Linked DNA regions of Mus musculus: region 2 is linked to region 1. A link is a contact called in ENCODE POLR2A ChIA-PET data. All regions are on one chromosome and are shown on one strand. Each heading gives the region's core, a stretch centred on a gene start or an enhancer-like site at or near the end of the contact. The rest is flanking DNA. Distances are from core to core; before and after follow the strand shown.

Region 1 (4,994 bases), core at 886-3,385:
GATAAGTATACTTAAGATTACTATCAGTATTATTTGAGGCAGCATCTTACTATGTAGCCCTGGCTGGTTTAGAACTTGCTATTTGAGGGGCTGGTGAGATGGCTCAGTGGGTAAGAGCACCCAACTGCTCTTCCAAAGGTCTGAAGTTCAAATCCCAGCAACCACATGGTGGCTCACAACCATCTGTAACAAGATCTGACTCCCTCTTCTGGAGTGTCTGAAGACAGCTACAGTGTACTTATATAATAAATATATAAATCTTAAAAAAAAAAAAAAAAAAAAAAAAAACTGGGCTGGTGAGATGGCTCAGTGGGTAAGAGCACCCGACTGCTCTTCCGAAGGTCCAGAGTTCAAATCCCAGCAACCACATGGTGGCTCACAACCACCCGTAAGGAGATCTGACTCCCTCTTCTGGAGTGTCTGAAGACAGCTACAATGTACTTACATATAATAAATAAATAAATCTTAAAAAAAAAAAAAAAAAAAAAACTTTAAAAAAAGAAGATTTACCAGGCTGGCCTCAAACTCAGACACTCCAGAAGAGGGAGTCAGATCTCGTTACAGATGGTTGTGAGCCACCACGTGGTTGCTGGGATTTGAACTCCGGACCTTCGGAAGAGCAGTTGGGTGCTCTTACCCACTGAGCCATCTCACCAGCCCCAATAAATCTTTTTAAAAAAGAAAGAAAAGGTGTTCTAGGTAGAATGTAAAGAGTAAAAAGTCCAAAATCTGGAAGGGTGGAGAAGAGACCTAGGAGCAAGGACAAAAAACAAGCGATATTGAGAAGTCAGACAGAAGGGCAATATCCAAGATCCGGGCCTTGTCTAGAAAGCAATGGGGAGGGCTGGCAAGATGGCTCAGTGGATAAGAGCACTTACTGCTCTTCCGAAGGTCCTGAGTTCAAATCCCATTGGAGGCCCTCTTCTGGTGCATCTGAAGTCAGCTACAGTGTACTTATGTATTAATAATAAATAAATCTTTGTGCCAGAGCAAGCAGGGACTGAGTTTACAGGAGCGAGCAGAGCTGACCGGAGCAAGCAGAGGTCTTAAAAATTCAGATCCCAACAGTGACATGAAGACTCACAACCATCTGTATAGACACAGTGTAATCACATACATAAATATTTTTTTAAAGAAAGCAATGGGGAACCACTTGATCAGGTATTTGTCTAGTAAAACAAGAAGGAAGGAGAGAGGAGAAAGGAACAGAAAGAATAAAGGCAGAAGGGAGACAGGGGATAAAGAAGAGAAAGAAGAGAGGCAACAAGGCATGGAACATAGGAATAGAAGCAGAAAAGTTCAAGGTCATTCTCATCTACACGGTTTTAGGACAGCCTGGGCTACTGGAGACCTTAAAAAACCAAAACTGGCCGGGCGTGGTGGCGCATGCCTTTAATCCCAGCACTCGGGAGGCAGAGGCAGGCGGATTTCTGAGTTCAAGGACAGCCTAGTCTACAGAGTGAGTTCCAGGACAGCCAGGGCTACAGAGAGAAACCCTGTCTCGAAAAACAGAGAACAAAACAAAACAAAACAAAACTGTCCTAACACACACAAAAGGAGGAAAGCAGAAGTTGAGAACAGTTACCAGTTATGTGGAAACGGGTTTCTGAGAGGATAACAGTAAATGACAGGAGTCTCGGGGCTGGAGAGAGAGCTCAGCGCTTAGAAGCACTCGCTGCTCTTGCAGAGGTCCAGTTCAGTTCAGTTCCCAGCATCCACAAGATTACTCACTATTGCCTGAACTCCAGTTCCAGAGGATCCAACACCCTCTTTTGGCCTCTCTGCGTTCTGCATACACAGATGAACATGCTGACAAAACACTCATAAAGTAAAACTATGTTTTTAAAACTAGAGGCTTACTGGTGGCGAGCTGGAGTCACTAGTACAGTGCTGGCAGAGAGAGGATCCTAGTTAAATGAATGGAGGGAGGAGCCAAGGAGTCAATAGACTTGTAGCTTGTGTGATTGGGTGGCTATGCGTGTCACTCTCGAAGAAAGTGGAGGTGGGAGCAAAGGTGTCTCATTTCTCCTCCCATCTGTGTAGGATGATGTCGGTTGGTTGTTTCGAGGAGCGCGCCAAAAACAGCCCAGGCGGGCGAGGGGGCTTGTCCCGACGTCATTTCCGAAATACTTCCGGCTCGGGCGTCCGGCAACTTCAGCGCCGGAACTTCCGGCTGGTTCGGCCATCTTGACTCCCTGACCTTGGACTGGTCCTCGTCCGTGGTCGTTCCGCGCCGTCATGTCTGTCCTGACGCCACTGCTGCTGAGGAGCCTGACCGGCTCGGCCCGGCGGCTCATGGTGCCGCGGGCTCAGGTCCACTCGAAGCCGGCGCGGGAGCAGCTCGGGGTCCTGGTGAGCGGGACGGACCGGGAGCGGGGAGGTGGGCGAACTGTGGTAGCCTGCGACATTGGCTTAGGCCTGTCCTCAAGGCATGGATGAGACAGTCGCTCGGCTGCTCCTAAGCCCTAGGTATTTTTCCCAAGTTCCTGGATGTCAGGTCAGCCCGCTAGTTTGTTTACTCTGTTCGGCCTCTCTAAACCCGTCTCTCCTTCCATTCCCCCCCCCCCCCCACCGCAGGGGAGGGCATGCCTGGTAACTGGCAGCGACGTCATGGTTGTTACTGCTACATTTTATTATTAAGGAGGGCTGCAGAGTTCACCAGGTCTACATTCCCAGAGATGTAGGAGCATTTAGATACTAGGACAATTTTTACTTTTAAAACATTAGTTTAAAAACATGAGGCAGGGTCTCTTGTAGCCCAGGCTGACCACATTTGACTTTGAAGCGATAATCTCTTTAGTGCTGGGATAACAGGCCTGTGCCATCACTTGTGGTTTATGTGGTGCTGGGGATCAAGCCCGGGACTTTGTGTTAGGCAAGCACTTTCTTAATACTACACCGCAGCCTAGGCCCCCCCATCCCTCCCTTTTTTGGAGCTCTTCTGTTTTAAGTGACAATGGGTCATGAATCCAGATATCTGGGCATTGAATTAGGGGTAGAACCAAAGCACTGCCACTGAAGAAACAGTGACAACCAAGCCATGCCCTCTCTTACGCCCATTTAGTGGGAGGTTGAGGCATGAAAACAGAGCTCGGGAATTCAGGCCAGCTTGGGCAACATACTGAGACTCTGTCTCAAAAACAAGAGTCTGGGGGCTGGAAAGATGGCGTTTGGTGCATAGCCTCATGAAGACTGGTTCAGGTTCCAGCACCCATATAACAAGCTTGTAACTCCAGCTCCAACGCATCTGACATCCCGTCCTGACCTTGGGTAAGCATGCAAACACATACCTGTGCTCACACACATGCATCATACAAATATAGATAAAACACATCTTTAAAAGATACAAAACCCCAGCAGGGCAGTGTGGCACACGCCTATAATCCAGCACTTATGCTATAGAAGCTGTGGATCTCTGAGTTCAAGGCCAGCCTGGTCTACTGAGTGAGTTCCAGGACAGCCAGGGCTACACAGAGAAACCCTGTCTCTGTGTAGACAACAAACAACAAAAACAAAAAAAGAGAAGAAACTGTATAGAAAGCAAGGACACGTGAGAATGGTTTATTTAAGAAGTATTCGCTTCACCAGCATGAAGATTTGACATTGACTACCCAGTAACCGGCTAGTCTTTAGCCCTAGTGCTGGTAGGGGGAGAGGGGCAGGGAGCTCCCTGGATTCCACTGTTCAGCTTGTCTAGCCAAAACAGTGAACTTCAGGTTTAGTAAAAAAAAACCTGTCTCCAAAAAAAAAAGAAAGAAAGAAAGAAAGAAAGAAAAGATGGAGAGCTGTTAGATGAGATGCCAGACATCAAGCTCTGGCCTTCACCCACATGGAAAACAGCACACATACACACCAGTGAGCATAGTGGCACTTGAGTGTATTTCCAGGACCAGGGCATCAGGAACAGGAGAATCTCAAGTTTAAGCCCAGGTCTGGGTGGGGTGCATAGTAAGACTCCTGCCTGCACCCTTTCCCCCCACAGATAAATACATCTTTTTAAAAACCAAAGACCTTTATTTCAAGGCTGGAAATGGACTTGACCCAGTGTCCCCTCCATCCTTAGAGTCTCTCTGTGTCTGTATCTCCCCCTCTCCTGTGCTGGGGATTGAACCTCAGGCCCAAGTTGCTTTCTTTAGTGTGGGTCTGCTGGATTTTCTGCCTTGGTCTTTGCCACTGAGGGACTTCCCATGCCTAAGGACTACCTGAACTGGGAGTGCCTACAGAATTCTTGCCCTGAGGGATCCTTCTTTCTTGTACTCTGTGTAGGATATCACCATTGGGCTCACTTCCTGCTTCGTGTGTTGTCTTCTGCCTGCGGGCTGGGTCCTGTCACACCTGGAGAGCTACAAGAAGCGGGAGTGAAGGGAGCAGTCTTCCCTCATCCTTTGACTAGACCACTTTTGCCAGCCCACCTTGATCATGTTGCCTGCATTCCTGGCTGGCCTTCCCCGGGATCATGTTATTCAATTCCAGTCACCTCTTCTGCAATCATGACCTCTCGATGTCTCCATGGTGACAACTGGGACCACATGTATTGGCTCTGCTTGGTGGGGTCCCCCTTTGTAACAATAAAGTCTATTTAAACCTTGCTCCAGAAATGCATCATGTCCTTCTGCACCAGGCTTCTGCCTCCACACAGAAACGAGGATGCTGGTGGCCTGGGGTCCACGGAGGAACATCTGGCCGGTCCAGGCCCCAGTGCTAAGGTTTGTTGGGTGTCTGGGAAACACCAGTTGTTATTGAGCAGTCTACCTTGATGCTTATCCCTTCCAGTTCCCTTGCCTGTGCCAAGTTATTGGCTCCCTGTAAGTGCATGTGTGCCATGCCTTGTAGCTGGAATCCTTTACCGAGCATCTTTCCTGGCTTGGATGTCCGTCCACGTGCAGTATCTTGCAAGTAGAGGTGTGGTAGTAACCATGGCATTTTACGCTGGGCACTGCTACCACTTCATGTCAAATTCAAGGCCTCTTACTTTGAGCACTTGTGAATGCTTA
Region 2 (4,690 bases), core at 1,412-3,911, 82 kb after region 1:
CATTAAAATGATTCTCAAACCGGAGTCGTACGAAGTTGAAGTAAAATTAAGAAAGTCGAATCAAAATGTAAATTAATGGCGTAGAGATGCGTTTGAGTTGGCAGGCTCTACTCTGGGGGATGTGGGCGATTCTTCTGCCTTCTGTTCAGGTGCCATGTCCCCACCAGACTGTGCCAGAGGCCCCTTTAGTACAGGTAGCTGGAAACTAGAGAATGTGGCTGGCTGCCCAGCCAAACCTAGCATCGGCCTCTCCCACCCTTCGACATACCATCCTCAGGCAGGCTTGGAAGGTATAAACTAGGAGGAGCTGCAGCAACTTTCCTTATTGGGGGTGCAAACCATGAAGGGGAGTGGGCACAATGAAAGCTGGCACAAAACAGCCTGCTGTAAGCATGGGGTCCTGGGATGACTATTTCCCGCAGAAAAAATCATTAATCCCCATAAAGCTGCCAGACTCAGCGCTCCCATCTTATTGACAAGCAGACTGAGACCAAGGAGGCCCAGCAGCCCTCACTGGGCTCGATGCACTCAGGGTTCTTTGTTTCTGCGTTTCTCTGGCCTCAGCCCTCCTGTCTCTTCAAGCAGACTGCCTAGAGAGTAAACTCAGACCTGCTGCTCCAATCGCGCCAATCATAAGCCTGTGCCTCCAGCAACATTCCTACCTTAGCCAGGGCAGCCTTGGAGGCTCTCTGAAGTGATGGGCATCTGTGTTTCCCTGCCCCTTCCCCAAGTTAGAGAAGCCCCGGGTGCCAACAGACAGCCCTGGGGAAGATTACCTGATCCTGTCTGGTCCGATGGTGTCCTTTGCTAATCGGGGAGAGGAAAGAAAAGCGGGAGTCTGCACAGGGTGGGTTGGGGACAGGAGCCTAGAATTATAGGTGGGGTGTGGTGACAGCTCCTACCTACCCTGGCCTTGGATAGGAGGGCGGGAGCAGGAAAATGTCGGGAAGGGATTGGGGTGGATGTGGCAGGTGATGGACATTTTCACCTGGAGGCCTAATCCCATGTGACACCTGAGACATCGCCATTCCTGGAGGGGGAGGTGCTGCTGAGCCTAGCCATGCACAGAGCTGTCAGCTGTCAGCACCCGGTAGGGGGTGGGGGCTCCTGGGACAGGAGATGGGCTCCCGAAGGCTCTTCTCCAGACTACCTGAATAAGCAGGTGGTTCAAGATAGACTGTAGAGGGACAGCCAGGCCACTCCTACGGGCTGGAGCCAGGATGAGGGTCTTGATGCCTATTCCCGAGGCCCTGCTGACCCGAAGATTGGGTAGGGTCAGGGAGTCCCAGCTGGGGAAGTGGAGGTCCTCTGAAGTGGGAGCCAGGTCACCCTTGCAGTGGCCTGACATCAGACACAGGGAGGACAGGTACACACTCAGCAGTGCATGGTGACACCTGGGTCTGGCTTAGGCAGTAGAGTCTCTAATGTGTCACGGGGAACCTCTAGCTGCTGGCTCGGCTGATGCAACAGGCATCTATTGACAGTCATTAAGTCTTTAGCAAATGATTGACAAGGAAATAACCTTGACGGGAATTTAGCTTGGGAGTCCAGTGCAGATCCAGTTTCGAAGGCTCCCCACACCCCATGGCCCAGCCCATCCTCGACAATCTACAGGCTTGCAGAGCAGCGGGCAGGTGAGCCCTGGGCAGGAGTGGCATGGTGAGAGGGGAAGGTAACACAGGGCTGTGTCCCTACATCCTCTCTTCCCCGTGGTGACTTGATGGGGGTGCTGTTATTGTGCCTCTGCCACGGATGCAGAGATTGGGTCTGGGACTCACATAGCTTTTAGGTGGCAGGAATTCCCATTCCTGTCCCAGTGTGACACCCTGTTGAACTGAGTCGTGTGTCTGAGATGCCAAACAAAGCCATGCTGTCTTCAGATCCAAATAAGGCAAGCAGGCCAGGCTTGGGGAGAAGGTCAGAGCCTGGGTCGGGGGTGTACCTGGGGCTCTCAAAACTACCAGGAGGGTTCAGAGCCACTGGCTTTCTGGCTTATTTTCTCTCTTTATAAAATGGAGCAGGCAGTGCCTCCCCATCAGGGGCTCTACGGGAGGCGTGCGCGGGAAGTGTTAGGAAAACTATAAAATGCCAAACAAACAGGAGGCTGGCAGAGCGCTTCCTCCCGCCTGGCAGGCAGGCTGGGGACTGGGAGGCCCTGTGAGAACCCCAGAGCAGGTCAGGTGGGGCCCCGCCTTGCCTGCTGGGCCAAGAGGAGGAGGAGAAGCCGGAGGGAGGAGTGTGCTGGGCACAGGAGGCATCCCAGCTGATCCCAGCAGATTTAACAGGACTTTGAAAAATAAAAAAGGTAAAACAGTCAAACCACTGCCCGCTCCTCCTGCTGCAATAAAAATGGATTTATTTGTTCGTGGAATGAAATTTAATAACTTTGGGGGGAGATGAGGCGTGAACAATAACAGTTTTTTTCCCCTCTTTCTCATTTTGGAGGGAGAAGGGAGGAAGAAGAGGGGATGAGGACCCCCGTTGAGATAGTTGGGGGAAGGGGGTGTGTGGGACTGAGCCCTCTAGAGATTGGCTAAGTAGACAAGGAGGGGCTGGCTCTGCTCCACGCTCCAGAGACTTCCACGGTTCAGGTTCACGGAGGGGCCGCGTGCTTCTCTTGTTTCCCTGTGCACCCGGCTGTGCGCCAGGCCTCTGCCCCCGCTGGGCCCTCCTCCTGCTGTGCCTTCCTCCCCTGTCAAAATTCCACTCATCCCTCAGAACTGTTTGTAGAAAGGCCTCCACCAAAGCTCCCATGCCCCTCCCCAACCCACTCCCAGTCCCTGGCAGCAGCCCCTCCCAGCTACAGCATGCCCCTAGACCTCTCTGAGAACCCACATCCCTTTCTACCCTCTGCAAAATTGTGTGTGGTGCTTGGCTCCCAGATTTCAGCCTGTGGCCCTCACCTCTGGGCCCTGGCCCAGAGCAGTAATGTTTGTTGAATGAATAAGTGTAAGTCAGAGACTTGGTGTCTGTCAATTATCCTCTAACCCAGGGGCTGTCTGAGCAGAAGCCAAGAAGCCAAGCTCCCTACATGGCCACTGCTCTTAACTGAGCCGGTACCAGACCTGGAGGACTGCTGGAGGAAGGGTAGGGGGCCTCAGTGCTCCACCCCAGAAACCCACTGCTTTCTATGAGGTGTTTCATCTCTTCAGGCTATGCTTTCCACAAAGCAGGTCCCAGAGTCACCGAGCCTGGTAGTTATGGGGGTTCTCTGTCAAGCAGGAGGTCCCAGAGTCTGGTGAAGCCAGCGATTGCAATGCCTCATCCTCTCTTGGACTACGGAACACAAGAATCGGACCACGAAGGAAGGGGCTGTGAACTGAGTCACCCGGGCCAGGCTGTGGGCAGGGACTGGCCGTGCCAAGAGGTTGGAAGCCTCTCTAGGTTGGTCTTATGGTGATTCCAGGTCTGGCTCCCACAGCCTGGAGAGGCCTCAGCTGTGCAGGGGGGACAGGCAGCCTGGGAGCTGCTGGGCAGGTCGATAGCAAAACAAACGCACTATTGACCGCAGCCGCTCACTAAATCCTCCCGGCAGACAAGCTGATGTGAGCCCAAATAGAATGGACTCAGAACTCAAGTCGCCCCTCCCTGCCCCACCCCCAGCTCCAGGGGAGGGGCGAGGCGAGCTGCAGCTGGGCCGAAAGCGGGGCTGGGACCAACTCTGTTCCAGTCTCAGTGCACAGGCTTGGAGTCAGGCGGCCCTGAGCGGGGCCAGGAGAGGCCATGGATGCCCGAAGGCAGGAATCCCAGCAGCTAAAATTAGGTCCAGCTGATCTGTTTTTTTTTTTTTTTTTTTTTAATAATTACATAACATTTGCTAAATAGCAAAGAATACATATGCTGTCTCTCGGTTATGAAGCATAATAATGAACCAAATGCCTATGACCCCTGTATGCAAATGAAGCCCAGTGTAGGTCATTGGTCTCCAGTGCTCTGGGGCAGAGATAATGAGGCACCCTGCACCTGGTGCCCTGGATTCTCTGTCAGCCTCAGCCTAGATCTGCAAAGATTAGCTAGGAATACTCTCAGAATTGGGGAGTGCGCACCTTGGCTTGGGCTGTGGCTTCTCATGTATGACCCAGAGGTTCCCTAACCTGGGGACCTGGGGACCCGTGAACCCTGACACTTCCTTGCATGCTTGCGTATCTGGTGATGGTGTCATTTTCTAGGGAAAGGGTTGTGTTCCCACAGTGAGCTTTTCCAAGATAGACAAGTCAGTTCTGTGGCCCAGGAAAGGCCAAGACTCAACCACAAGGATCAGAAGCAGATCCAGGTTTCTGAGGGCCATTGGGCATCCGGCACAGGCCCCGCCCCCCAATTGCCTGCTTCTGTCTCGGTTTCCCCCACATTCCCACGTTCAATCATCCATTGATTCAGAAACACCTCTTAGGATCCTGCTGTGTGCTGTGTGAACTGGGTGTGTGGGTGTGTGATCCGGAGGCTGTGACCCACACTTCCAACTGTGGCCTCCTGCTCTTAGGCCCATCCTATTCTCTAAGGCAGCCCAGGGTGGACTTGAGGTCCCAGATCTGCCTTTGAGCTCCCACTCAACCTGCCTGGCTTCTCTTCTGGATAAAATAAAGTCTTATCTTTGGCATCCTTAAGATGGGCAGGATGAAACTGGAGGGTTTTGGAAGGATTCACCGAGGTCGTTTGTGGCACTTATTAATTAACGTATTAATTCACAATT

The links. ChIA-PET counts read pairs that join two places held with the same protein, here RNA polymerase II (POLR2A).
Region 2: POLR2A ChIA-PET joins it to region 1 with 10 read pairs in Patski. The contact joins the enhancer-like site here to the promoter of Cox8a in region 1. POLR2A ChIA-PET finds 5 or more read pairs at or near these places in 2 of 5 experiments (Patski and embryonic stem cell).

The regions. Positions count from the first base shown.
Region 1 is chr19:7,214,757-7,219,750 of GRCm38, reverse strand. It overlaps Cox8a (cytochrome c oxidase subunit 8A), which reads left to right and starts at 2,135. Exons shown (of 2, transcript NM_007750.2): 1 at 2,135-2,352; 2 at 4,267-4,593. The coding sequence starts at 2,239. The coding sequence ends at 4,362.
Region 2 is chr19:7,133,683-7,138,372 of GRCm38, reverse strand. The region is part of intron 3 of Macrod1 (mono-ADP ribosylhydrolase 1); the gene reads right to left. Gm38621 (a long non-coding RNA gene) reads right to left here. Exons shown (of 2, transcript XR_877703.3): 2 at 2,334-2,692. It also overlaps a transcript of Flrt1 not described here. Among named protein-coding and RNA genes, the nearest start is that of Gm38621, 13 kb to the right of the region's middle. Within about 2 kb of position 2,661, at least 2 of the 3 ENCODE cell types and tissues checked have a DNase peak (open chromatin) inside an H3K27ac peak, as active enhancers do.